2 separate regions of the Homo sapiens genome follow, and region 2 is linked to region 1. A link is an interaction called in ENCODE POLR2A ChIA-PET data of the cell type or tissue named here. Cell type or tissue: PC-9. All regions are shown on one strand. Each heading gives the region's core, and the rest is flanking DNA. Links, peaks and the distances in the headings are about the cores only.

Region 1 (5,363 bases), core at 243-5,242:
AGAGGTTTCTTTGCCTGCCTGCGGGCGGAGTTGGGGGGGGGGGAATAAATGGGGGAGGGGTTATGGAGACTGAGGAGATACACCCCTGTTCTCAGAGATACTGGGGAAGAGAAGCCAAAAGAAGGTCAGGTTCTTGGTTCTCTTACTTTGAAATTATTATGATTATTAAAACATTATAAACGTCTAGACAGGGAAACAAAATTATGTCCCTGTAACAAAATATATACAGAGTTCTATATTCTCACAGTCATCTGCTGGGAGGGATATATGTGACCTTGTATGAGTGTAGGGCTCTGTTTCTGTCTCCCCTAGGCTCTCTTAAATACCCTGTATGTATTTATACGCATACACATTTATTTTTCCCCTCTCTTATGCGAACATATTTGTTTTGACTCCCAAGGAAGCTGGAGGAGAAAATGGGAATAGAATTTCCTGTCTCCCTAGCTGGATTGTTGGTCTGTCTGTCCCCCATCCCTTTGTGAGAGAAAAAATTTCTTCTCTTGGAGAGAAGTATTCAAACCTCTCTATGGCTCCCAGGGAAATGGGGAAGTTTCCAGAGAGTCAGGCCAGCTGGTGGGAAGCAGGCAAGGGATTCCCCTAGTTTGGGAGCTCCTAGCAGCCTTTGAGTCTTCAGGCTGCCCCAGGCACACAGTCAGTTGGGGCAAAGCGTGTCCCAGGCAGGGACTGGGTGCTCAGGAGCATTTGGCTTGGAGATAGAGTCCCTGATGGGCCGAAATTCACTAATGAACGACTTCTGTGCTTTGGGTCTCTGTGCCCCCATTTCCGTTTCAGAGCTGTTGGGCTTATGTGTGGGAGGTCAGAGAGCCAGGGGTTGAGGTGTCTCCTCCCCAAATGCAGAGAAATGGAGCGAGGTCTCATAGGGCCAAGGTGAGGACCAGTCTGGTGGTCAGAGTCCACCCCCGGCACAAGGCCGTGGATCATGGCTAAGGCGATGGTAATTATTTATTCCCTTCGCCGGAAGGGAGTCTTCAGAAGGAACAGCGTGAAGAGAAGAGAAAAAATTATCTCTCTCGTCTGTGGATATTAAGATGGATTTTTATTTCTTAAAGGACCCTCCCCGCCGAGAGCGCATAAGCGTAAACTTAATATATGCTCCGCAGCCCAACTCCAGAAATCGCAATAAAAGTTAAAACCTCCCCTACTGTTTTTTTTTTAATTATGATATGGGAAAGAGGAGCAGGATTTATAGAGCTGAACTCTCAGTGTATGAATGTTTGAGACTTGCGGGAGGAAGAAAAGGCAAGAGCTCGCCAAGGCGAGCCTTGGTCTCTGAGATCTCTCGTCGGCTGCTGGGGCTCCGGCTCAGCCTGGCAGATCCGCTGTGGCCTCTCTGGGACCTCGCCCCGGCCCACGGCCTGACTTCGGCTCGGAGATGCAGCCCTTCCCGAGAACAGGTGAAGAAGACGGCGGCAGCGGGGACTGGGGGCTTCGGGTGGGAACGCCAGGGCTCAGGGCTTTGTGTGGGTCGTGCAGGGGGCGAGGTTCGAAGTCCTGGGCTGGACCGCAGCACGAGTGTGGCCCGGACGGCTGCGTGGCCAGAAGGGGTGTTCGGGCAGGGTGCGAGAGCACCGGCAAGGTGGATTGTGTATGGACTTTGGCCGCAGACAGAGCAGAGCGGGCTCCCGGGCTGTGGCCGGCGGCGAGGCGGGCAACCGCATGTTGAGTCTATAGAAAGGACCTTGAGGTCTGCTGGGTGTTTGGGCTGCCCTGGGGGCGGCGGCCCAGAGTGTGGAGCAAGCGGCGCGCGGGGCGCGGCGGTCAGCGTGGGAGAGGCTGCAGGCCCTGCACGCCTCTGCAGCTGCCGGGCCGTGTCCGGGACGTCTGAACTGAGGCCGACCAATGGTCACAGCATGAAAAATAAATGCAATGGAAGGTCTTTCTGTCTTTTCTTTTCCGCGTAAAAGGTCCTTTCTTTTTTCTCTCTTTCGGATATACCTGGATTTGGTCCAGACCAGGTTGCCCGCGGGAGGGCCCCGCGAGCGGCAGCGCGCGAGGGAGGGAGAGAGAGGGAGGGCGAGAAGGAGGGAGGGAGGGAAGGAGGGCGGGCGGCGGCGGCCGTGGTGGCCGGGGCTTCCCTCCCCAGGCGGGAGCCGCCTGTCCTGTATCTATGGCCGTGGGGAGCGAAGGACCAGGTAACGAAGGCGCTTCCGAAGCGGGATTGGACCAAACCAGAGGGACAGAGTCTTCTGGGTCTCTCTGCCTGAGGCCCTGGAGGGAGAGAAGGTAGGGAGATCGGCGCCCGCCGGGCCTGGCAAAGAGGCCTCGGGAAATGTTGAACCTGTATGTGATCTCAGGCTCACACTCATGTTGTGGGTCTGTCTGCCTCAGGAGATGCGGTTTGCCTTTCTGTCTGAGACGCCCCAAACCCTGAGCTCTCCTTCCCAAGGCTGGAAAAAAAATCGGGAAAAACGGCGGAATTTGCACTTTCATTCATTGGGTTATCTGCAACTGAGAGGGGCTGGTTAAGGCGTCCCCAAGTTGGAAGGGCGCTTTGCTTCTGTTTTCTGGATGCAGAGTCCTCTGACTCCCTCTGCCACGGGCTGAGTTTCCGGCTCCAGGTTCGCGTGTCGCCCTGAGGTTTGAGGCCAGACAGCTCGCAGTCGGGCAGGGAGGGCGGGGGAGAGACGAGCGGCTCTGGCCCCTTAATTGTACTTCGGGCTCGTATTGTCTCTCCTTTCGCCACCTCCGCTTCCTCAGTCTGGGCTCCAAAGTCACTGCAAATTTCCTTGCGACACATACATCACACAAAAGATCAGGTAACAAGGCGCTCAGGGCCACTGGGGCTCCGGGCAGGGCAGGGAGCGGCTCTAGCTCTGGGGCGGCTCCCCCTCCAGCCACTCCCAGGCTGGAAAACCAGACCGCGTTGGGGGAGCCGGAAATAGCCCCGCTTGCTGCGGAGCGTCAGGGCGGGGGCGCCGGCGGGAATGCAGGCCCGGCAGGCCGTGGCTTTGAGAGAGCCACGTTCACAGGCCCTGGGGATTTCACTCCTGCTGGGCCTCGGGACCTGACTCCTGGTGTGTAGGGATCCCAGATACCCACCTTGGGTGGGGGCAGGACGCGGGTTTCCTCGCGGCAGGCCAAGAGAACTCAGTTTCTGCTTCCAGCGCAGGCCTTAGCTAGGAGGAGTTGTGTGTGGGTGTGTTTTTCCCAACAAAGAGGGATCAGGAGAGAGAAGGGGGGAAAGTAGAGGGGAACCAGGGAGGGGGCGGGGAGGGGAAGAGGGCAGTGGAGAGGTGAAATGAGCCCATTTCAGGGGGAGAAGGAAAATGAAAGCAAATGGAGTACGGCCTTCTCCGCGCAGGGCGGGTGCTGACGAGCCGGGAGCGGGCTCCCTGCCTGCGGCAGCCGGGATGGCCCGCTGGGGACACCGGAGAAAGCCTGTTTTAAATTTAATCCGAACTTGACGGTGTGGATTGAACCGGAGGGAATTTAAATCACTAAAAGGAAGGCGCGGGGCAGGGGGAGGGGACGACTCTAACCTGTCTATCTTTCTGTCTGTCCTTCCCACGGTGCTAGTTTGGTTGTGGCCGCAGCTGCCCAGGTTTCAGGTGATGGAGTAAGGGTGCCCCTCCCCCTCAGGGGTCTCTCCTGTGCCCAGTGAAGTCTTTTGGGGGTGGGAGGGAACTCTAAGAACCAGAGTGAATGCACAGCTGCGAGCTAAAGCTGGGGTTTCCCCCTCCCCAACAAGAACTCCCAGTGGCCTCCAGTCCCTGGGTTTGCCCCAGCGGTGCTGAGGAAAATTGAAGGGAGTATGTGGGTGAGGGGAAGTCTGGAGTATGGCAGAAGATTCAGAAGGAGTAACTGAACCCCAGGAAGACAGACCTTCCTTCTTGGTGCCCCTATATCCTTTGTGCCCCGCCCCCCGCACCTACAAACCTGGATTTGAGGGAAATCTGCAGGTCCGCTTCAAAGCCCTGGTCTGCCACCCACACCCCTCCAAATGTGGAGAATGGGGGCTACAGGCCACATGCAGTTGTGGACCTGCGGAACCTCCGCCCAGTGGACTCCGGAACTCCCAGCCTCTTCTAGCCCCCCTCCCCAAGGCCGCCTCTCTCCGAAGGGCGCAGGGAAAATGAGGCATTGGCTGGGAAGGGGCTGTGGGCGAGGCCTGCTTCCTGATCCACAGCCGTGCCTGCCTCTGAGTGGGAAGAGTTCGGAGGTCATAGTCCCAGAAAATAAAATAAAATAAAGGAAAGCGACAATCTCCTTGGTTTCACAGGGGATTTCACGGCAGCAGGGATCCCGCCGGTGAGCCTCACTGCCCGCTGCTGCCGCCTCCGCAGAGTGGGCAGGCAGGGTGCGCAGGCAGCTCAAGAGTTGAAAAGAAGGCGGTGTTCAAAGGGGGTAGGAGAGAAGGGGGCATCTCTTTACGGCCCCAATGTCTATTTGAGGAACTCTCCCAAATAGCAGAGGCCCATAGGGGAGGCTCCTTAGGGACTCTTTCCTCCAGGAAAGCTGAGGCTGGGGCAGCTGGCCTTGTCGCTTGGAGAAGACGCAAAGGAAGAGCAGGGGTGAAACCTCTTTCCTCTTCTGTTTCTTCGCTCCTTGAATAGAGCAGGGCTCAGCCCCCAGCTGCCTAAGCGGCTGTCTGGACCAATATGGGGTTCTATATCCCTGAGGCCTAGAGTACCCATCCGAGCAAGTCTCCTGGGAGGGGCAGGAGAGGAGCCCTCTTCCGCCTTTGTGTCCAGACAGAAGTGGCCGCCGCGCCCGGAGCCGGTCCCGCGGCAAAGGCCCGGCAAGCCAGCGGGCTGCACAATGCCACGGCTGCTCCGCCAGCTCGCCCCTGCCCCGTCCTGCCTGCCTACGGCCGCCCTTCCTCCGCCTCCCTCTCTGCACGCCTGCCTTTCCCGGCTCTCCTATCTCTTTTCATCTTGCCTTCCTTCTTTTAATTCTCCCCCTTTTTTCCCTTTATTCTAATGCTCCGCTTCCTTCTTTCCTCTCTTGGGCCTGACTCCATGTTTCAGTTGGTCTGTCCCAGGCTGTCTCGGGTTCAGTCTCTCTCAGGCTCTGTCCCCTGATGTCCTCTTGGTCTCAGTCTGGCCCCGGGCCCCGCTGAGGGCTAAACGTCTCTGCTCATCGCTGCCAGCAGCCGCCCAAGTGCCGGGCCCGGTCCTCAGCCGCCCTGGGCTGGGGGAGGTGCTGGCTGTACTGGGGATTTGGAGAAAGCCTCGGCAGGGGGACTGGAACCTCCTGTCTTTTCCTTGAACTAGTGAGGGAGATTTTTTGATTGACAGCTAACCCAACTCCATCAAGGCCAAAGAGATATTCTGTTTCTTGTTGTAAGTTGGGCTTCCCAGCTCAGTCCAGCTCAAGGGAGGGGAAGACAGTGGCGCCAAGGA
Region 2 (5,363 bases), core at 63-5,062, 180 kb after region 1:
ACCATAATGCTGAGCTTCAGGAGTCCCTGTAGGTTCTTGAGCAAGCATGGCATGAAGTGGTCAGTGTGGCTGTTGTGTGGTGTTTGGAGGGGAATGAAGCAGTGGCCCAGAGAGTGGACTGGGACCATCTAGATATGGGCCAATGAGGGCCTGGCCACCAGGGCAGCTGGGAATGAAAAAGAATGATCAAGCCAAGAGCCCCGCACCTCTTCCCTAAAGCCTCCTCCCTGAGATGTCTCAGCATTTTTTTTTTGTACCTCCACAACTTTTTTTAGTTTTTGTTTTTTTTGTGAGACAGTCTCACTCTGTCACTCAGGCTGGTGTGCAATGACACAATCATGGTTCACTGCAGCCTCAATCTCCCAGGCACAAGCAATCCTCCCACCTCAGCCTCCTGAGTAGCTGGGACTACAGGTGCGTGCCACCACACTCAGCTAACTTTTTATTTTTTGTAGAGACAGAGGTCTCACTATGTTGCACAGGCTGGTCTCGAAGTCCTGGGCTCAAGTGATCCTTCCACTTCAGCCTCCCAAAGTGCTGGGATTACAGGTGTGAGCCACTGCACCTGGCCCCTTTTGTTTCTTAATCCCATGACAGATAAATGCACCTCTACAACTTCTAAATATTGCGGCGCCTAGACTCTGTCATTGGATGCCCTTCACTTTCTTTCTTTCTTTTTTTTTTTTTTGAGACGAAGTGTCATTCTGTCACCCATGCTGGAGTGCAGAGTCGTGATCTTGGCTCACTGCTGCAACCTCCGCCTCCCAGGTTCAAACATTTCTCCCTGCCTCAGCATCCCAAGTAGCTGGGATCACAGGCGTCCGCCACCACATCTGGCTAATTTTTGTATTTTTCAGTAGAGATGGAGTTTCGCATGTTGGCCAGGATGGTCTTGAACTCCTGACCTCAGGTGATCGGCCCACCTCGGCCTCCCAAAGTGCTGGGATTACAGGTGTGAGCCACCACGCCTGGCCACCTTCACTTTCTATCAGCTTTCACTCTTTAGGGGATCTCATCCAGTGTCACTGATTACTCCCAAATTTCTATCTCCAGTCTGGACTTCACCATTAAACTATAGACTTGTGGTCGGGCGCGGTGGCTCACACTTGTAATCCCAGCACTTTGGGAGGCCAAGGTGGGCAGATCACGAGGTCAGGAAAATGAGACTATCCTGGCCAACATGGTGAAACCCCGTCTCTACTAAAAATACAAAAATTAGCTGGACGTGGCAGCGCGTGCCTGTAATCCCAGCTAGTCCGGAGGCTGAGGCAGAATTGCTTGAACCTGGGAGGCGGAGGTTGCAGTGAGCTGAGATCATGCCACTGCACTCCAGCCTGGCAACAGAGCTAGAGTCTTGTCTCAAAAAAAAAAAAAAAAAAAAAAGCTATAGACTTGTGTATTGATTTACCTGCTAGCCTCCTCTACCTGGATGCTTAACAGGTATCTCAAAGCTAACATGTCCACAACTAATACTACTCCCAAAACCAGCTCCTCCTGTGGTATTTCCCCATATCAGTTGATGGCAAATCCATTGCTGTGGTCACTCGGGCCAAAAAATCTTGGTCTTATCCTCTACTCCTCTTTCTTTCATACGCTCTCACTAATCCCTTGGCTCTCCCTGCAAAATGTATCAAAAATTTGACCACTCCTCATCACCTCTGCTGCCATCTCCCTGGTCCTGGCCCTCATCCCCTCTTACCTGATACTGCAATCAGCTCCTGACTGGTCTCCCTGCTTCTGCCCTTGTTTTCTCAATCTGTTCTCAATACAGCAGCAAGAATTTTCTGTAAAAAGACAAGGCAGATCATGTCACTCCCTTGCTTGAAACCCTGCAGTGACTTCCCATGTTACTCGGAGTGTGAGTTTTACTGTAACTTATTAGTTTCTACGTGATGTGGCTCCCCATCACCTCTTAGATCTCATCACTTATTCTCTTCCCTGATTTTCTCTGCTTCAGCCATATCAGCCTCATTGCTGTTCTTCCAACACACCAGACATGCTCACATGAGGGCTTTTGCCCTCGCTGTTCTCTTAGCCGGGAAACTCTTACCCGGAAATCTGTATGCCACGTAGCATCTGCTAAACTGCAGCTCCATATGTTGGGGCGCCTGAGCAGGGATAAGAAAGGGAGTGAACTGAAGAGGAAACAATGGAGTCAGGTCCCGCACAAGAAACAAAATGCCCGCCTTGCTTCCTCTGTCTTCCTCAGGTACCTGGCTTCAGGAGCTCAGGTGGGGGGTCTCCTGCGGGGCAGGGGGGACGTGCCCCACTCTAGTTCTTCAGAAAATACCCATCTGCATCCTAACCTCAAAAGATCCTGAAGCCCTGAAGGAATCACATCTCTCTGGTGCTCCTGCAGACCTCCCAAAAAGGAACCACTCCCCTGACCCCGAATGTGGTGGTCCTCCCTGCTCTGCTCCTAAAGGATGTAGGGAAGAATGGGTCTCTTCCAGTCATCCACTCACCACATATGTATTCCTCCCGTCTCCCGCTGGGCCTAGGCCCAGCCAGGGTAAGCCCACCACCTGCTCCCACTCTTCTTAACTTAGCTTCCCTTCCTTTCCTCCTCGGCCCTTTCTAGCTGTTCCCAGTCTGCAGGCCTTCCCCACGGGCACACAGGTGGAGAAAGGCTGAGGACTCAGCGGACAGCCTGGTGTGGTGGGGTCTCTAAGTCATGGGGAGAAGGCAAGGCGGCTTGAAGGGAAGGGTTTGAAGGTGGAAGGATGCAGAAGGCCAGAGACAAGAAGACGGGAGCAAAGACAGCCAGAAGCTGTGATGATACGGTGATACAGAGAGAAGTGGAGGCAGCATCGGCCAGAACAAGGGGTCAAAGTCAGAGGCAGAAACAGCAGCGAGAAAAGCAAAAGCTGACAGATGGCAGAAGCCACAGACAGGCAGCGCAAGGGAGAGGCAGACACCCAGCGAGAGAGCAAACGGGAGAGGCATCGTGAGACGCGGGAGCAGCTGGAGAGGGAGGTTAGGGCGAGGTGCATGCACCCCAAGAGATGGAGAAACAGAGACCAGAGCGAGAGACACGCACGCGGACAGACCAGAAGGCTGCAGAGAGGGCGAGGGAGAAAAAAGTGTCGAGGCGGGGAGTGGCGGGAAGCGGCCGGGAGCGGGGCGGGCGCAGCAGAGCGGGCGCGGCGCCGGGAGCTGGCTCGTAAAAGCCGCGTCGAGCGGGGAAATTACCGCCAGAATCGCTGAGCTCCACAAAACGCCGCCCGCGCGGCCCGCCGCCGAGCCCGCTCCAATCTCCAGCCTCATCGCCGCGCGGGCTGGTTATGCATTTAAATGTTATTTAATTGGATTGCGGAGGAGCTGGGGGCCAGAGCGGCCGCCCGCCCCCGCCCCGCACGCTCCGCACGCCCGGGCTGCTCGCCTCCTCTGCAAATCTGTTTTCCAAGTCACAGATTGCAGCACGCCCCCTCCCAAAACGCTCCCCCCACCCAGACAGCTCCCCTTCGAGTCTGGGCTCCTTCTTCTGTTCCCCCGCCCAAACAGAGCCAGAGGACACTCAGAAAGACACGACAAGCCCCCCGAAGATGCCCCAAACACAGAGGCTACACAAAAATACCAGACACACAAAGACACAACAGCAGCAAAAATGGGTCACACTCAATTACACTAGTGTCCATCTGGAAGACTGAAAACTGCAGAGACAAAAAAGATCCCATGATCACAGGAGGACACAAATGCATGTAATACAGTGGACTCCCACTCTAGGGGAACACACTACCCTACCCCTTAAAACGGTACTTGCAAAGCAGCGCTACCAAACACAGGAACAAAATGATGCTAACTCAGTGATTCACAGGGGACACACAGACCTTCCATACAGCCAGGTAAGGAGCAAAACACATCCACACTCATGCTCAGAGCAAAGTCATCACACCCCAATCACTCAGCTGTGTGGCCTTCCAGGGTTGAAGGCAAACCCCTTCCTTCAAAGACATTTTGTTCTTCTCCCAAGCCACAGAAGTATCATCACATGAGGTTCTGAGAGGGAGCTATAAGTCAGCAGGTTTCTAAAAACTGAACAAAAAAACAACCCAAATTACAGCAGATAGGCTGGAGGGTAGATACCAGAAAGAGCTTCTGAAGAAGACAAAGTGTGAGATCCCAAGAGGAGAGGCTGGGCATTTGTGTGAAGTTGGGATTCTCTCAGTCAACTGTTGACAGGAGACCCTTTTTTGCTGCCTGAATCAGGTGTTAGCACCATCCAGGTAGATGGAAGGACAGAATGACCTGCAAAAACATGTCCTCCACATACTCCTAACCAGCGGACAGGAAATTGCTGGCCTGAAAAGATCAGGGTCAAGCTGCTTCAATTAATGAAAATGGAAATGGCAACCTGGCTTGGCACAGGCCACCATGGAGGACTGTTCTGGGCTCTCAGCCATCCCTCCTGCAAGCCAGGACTAGAGACAGACATCAGGCTGAGGGTCCTTGAATGAGATGTAGGGGCAGAAGAATGGACAAGATGTACAGGAAAATTCTTTTGCAGGTGTTTTGTTTGTTCTGTTTTGTACTTGAGAGGGTGAGGGCCAAAATAAGGAGGGAGAGAAAAAAAGAAAGTTTCCTCAAATACATTATAATTCAACCTTGACTGGTGAGCATGGGCTTGAGCCAGGCTGGCATTAAGGTCTCTGAAGAAGAAAGCAATTCATCTTCCCCCAAAGTAATTTATTTCTATATCACCTGATGGTCACAGCTGGGAAGTTTATCCATGTGTCTAACCTCAATGTCTCATGCTCCAGTTGAAGTTCTTTACTTCTCTGGGGCACCAGGGAAGAAGAGGAAACAGCTGCCCTATATCCTCCTAAACAAGAATATTCAGAGTCAACACTTAGTCTGGGATAGGCTGCAATCTCTATTCCCTTCTTCCATTCCATCACTAGCTTCTCTACCCCAGCTGTGGCCAGGCTGCATTTCCAGTCTTTTTTGATCTGCTACCTGGACATTGCCTGCCACCATCTGCTGCAGTTTTCCATCCCCAAAGTTAACAGATGTGTTCTGAAAGGAAGCTCCACTTCTCATCTTCCATAGGGCCACACCCAACCCTTGGCTCTTGCCTAATTCCTGGCCTCTGAGCCCCTCCCCTCATCCTGTTTCCTAGCCCCTTGCAGTTGGGGCTGAGAAATTCCTGGACATATCTGACACAATGGTCCCGTTTTGCAAATATCCACTCCATGGAGGTGGTAAGATTTAGCAAGTTATGAGATAAGAAATCTCCCAGTCTCCGCCCTCTCTCACAGGCACACACACCTCCTCCCCAGACTCTGAGGGCTAATCACTTCCTCATTCAGTGTGCCCAGAGCGCTGTGTTTATAACTTGTTCACAACATGCTTTCAGCTTGATT

What was found. Peaks named below come from ENCODE experiments on the same cell type or tissue, not always from the same donor. Only the 100,000 strongest peaks of a DNase experiment are listed, where the experiment ranks them.
Region 2: POLR2A ChIA-PET joins it to region 1 with 44 read pairs; 16 of 35 experiments call an interaction of 5 or more read pairs at or near these places.

Annotation. Positions count from the first base shown.
Region 1 is chr12:53,992,773-53,998,135 of GRCh38, forward strand. It overlaps HOXC-AS2 (HOXC cluster antisense RNA 2), which reads right to left and starts at 4,013. Exons shown (of 3, transcript NR_047505.1): 1 at 3,898-4,013; 2 at 3,061-3,137; 3 at 2,436-2,746. RefSeq lists an enhancer at 2,445-3,013. In PC-9, for the core only: no CTCF peak of the experiment used is centred there; a DNase peak (open chromatin) is centred at 2,789; H3K4me3 peaks cover 2,518 bases; H3K27ac peaks cover 2,294 bases.
Region 2 is chr12:54,170,326-54,175,688 of GRCh38, forward strand. It overlaps a transcript of SMUG1 not described here. Among named protein-coding and RNA genes, the nearest start is that of SMUG1, 16 kb to the right of the region's middle. In PC-9, for the core only: no CTCF peak of the experiment used is centred there; no DNase peak of the experiment used is centred there.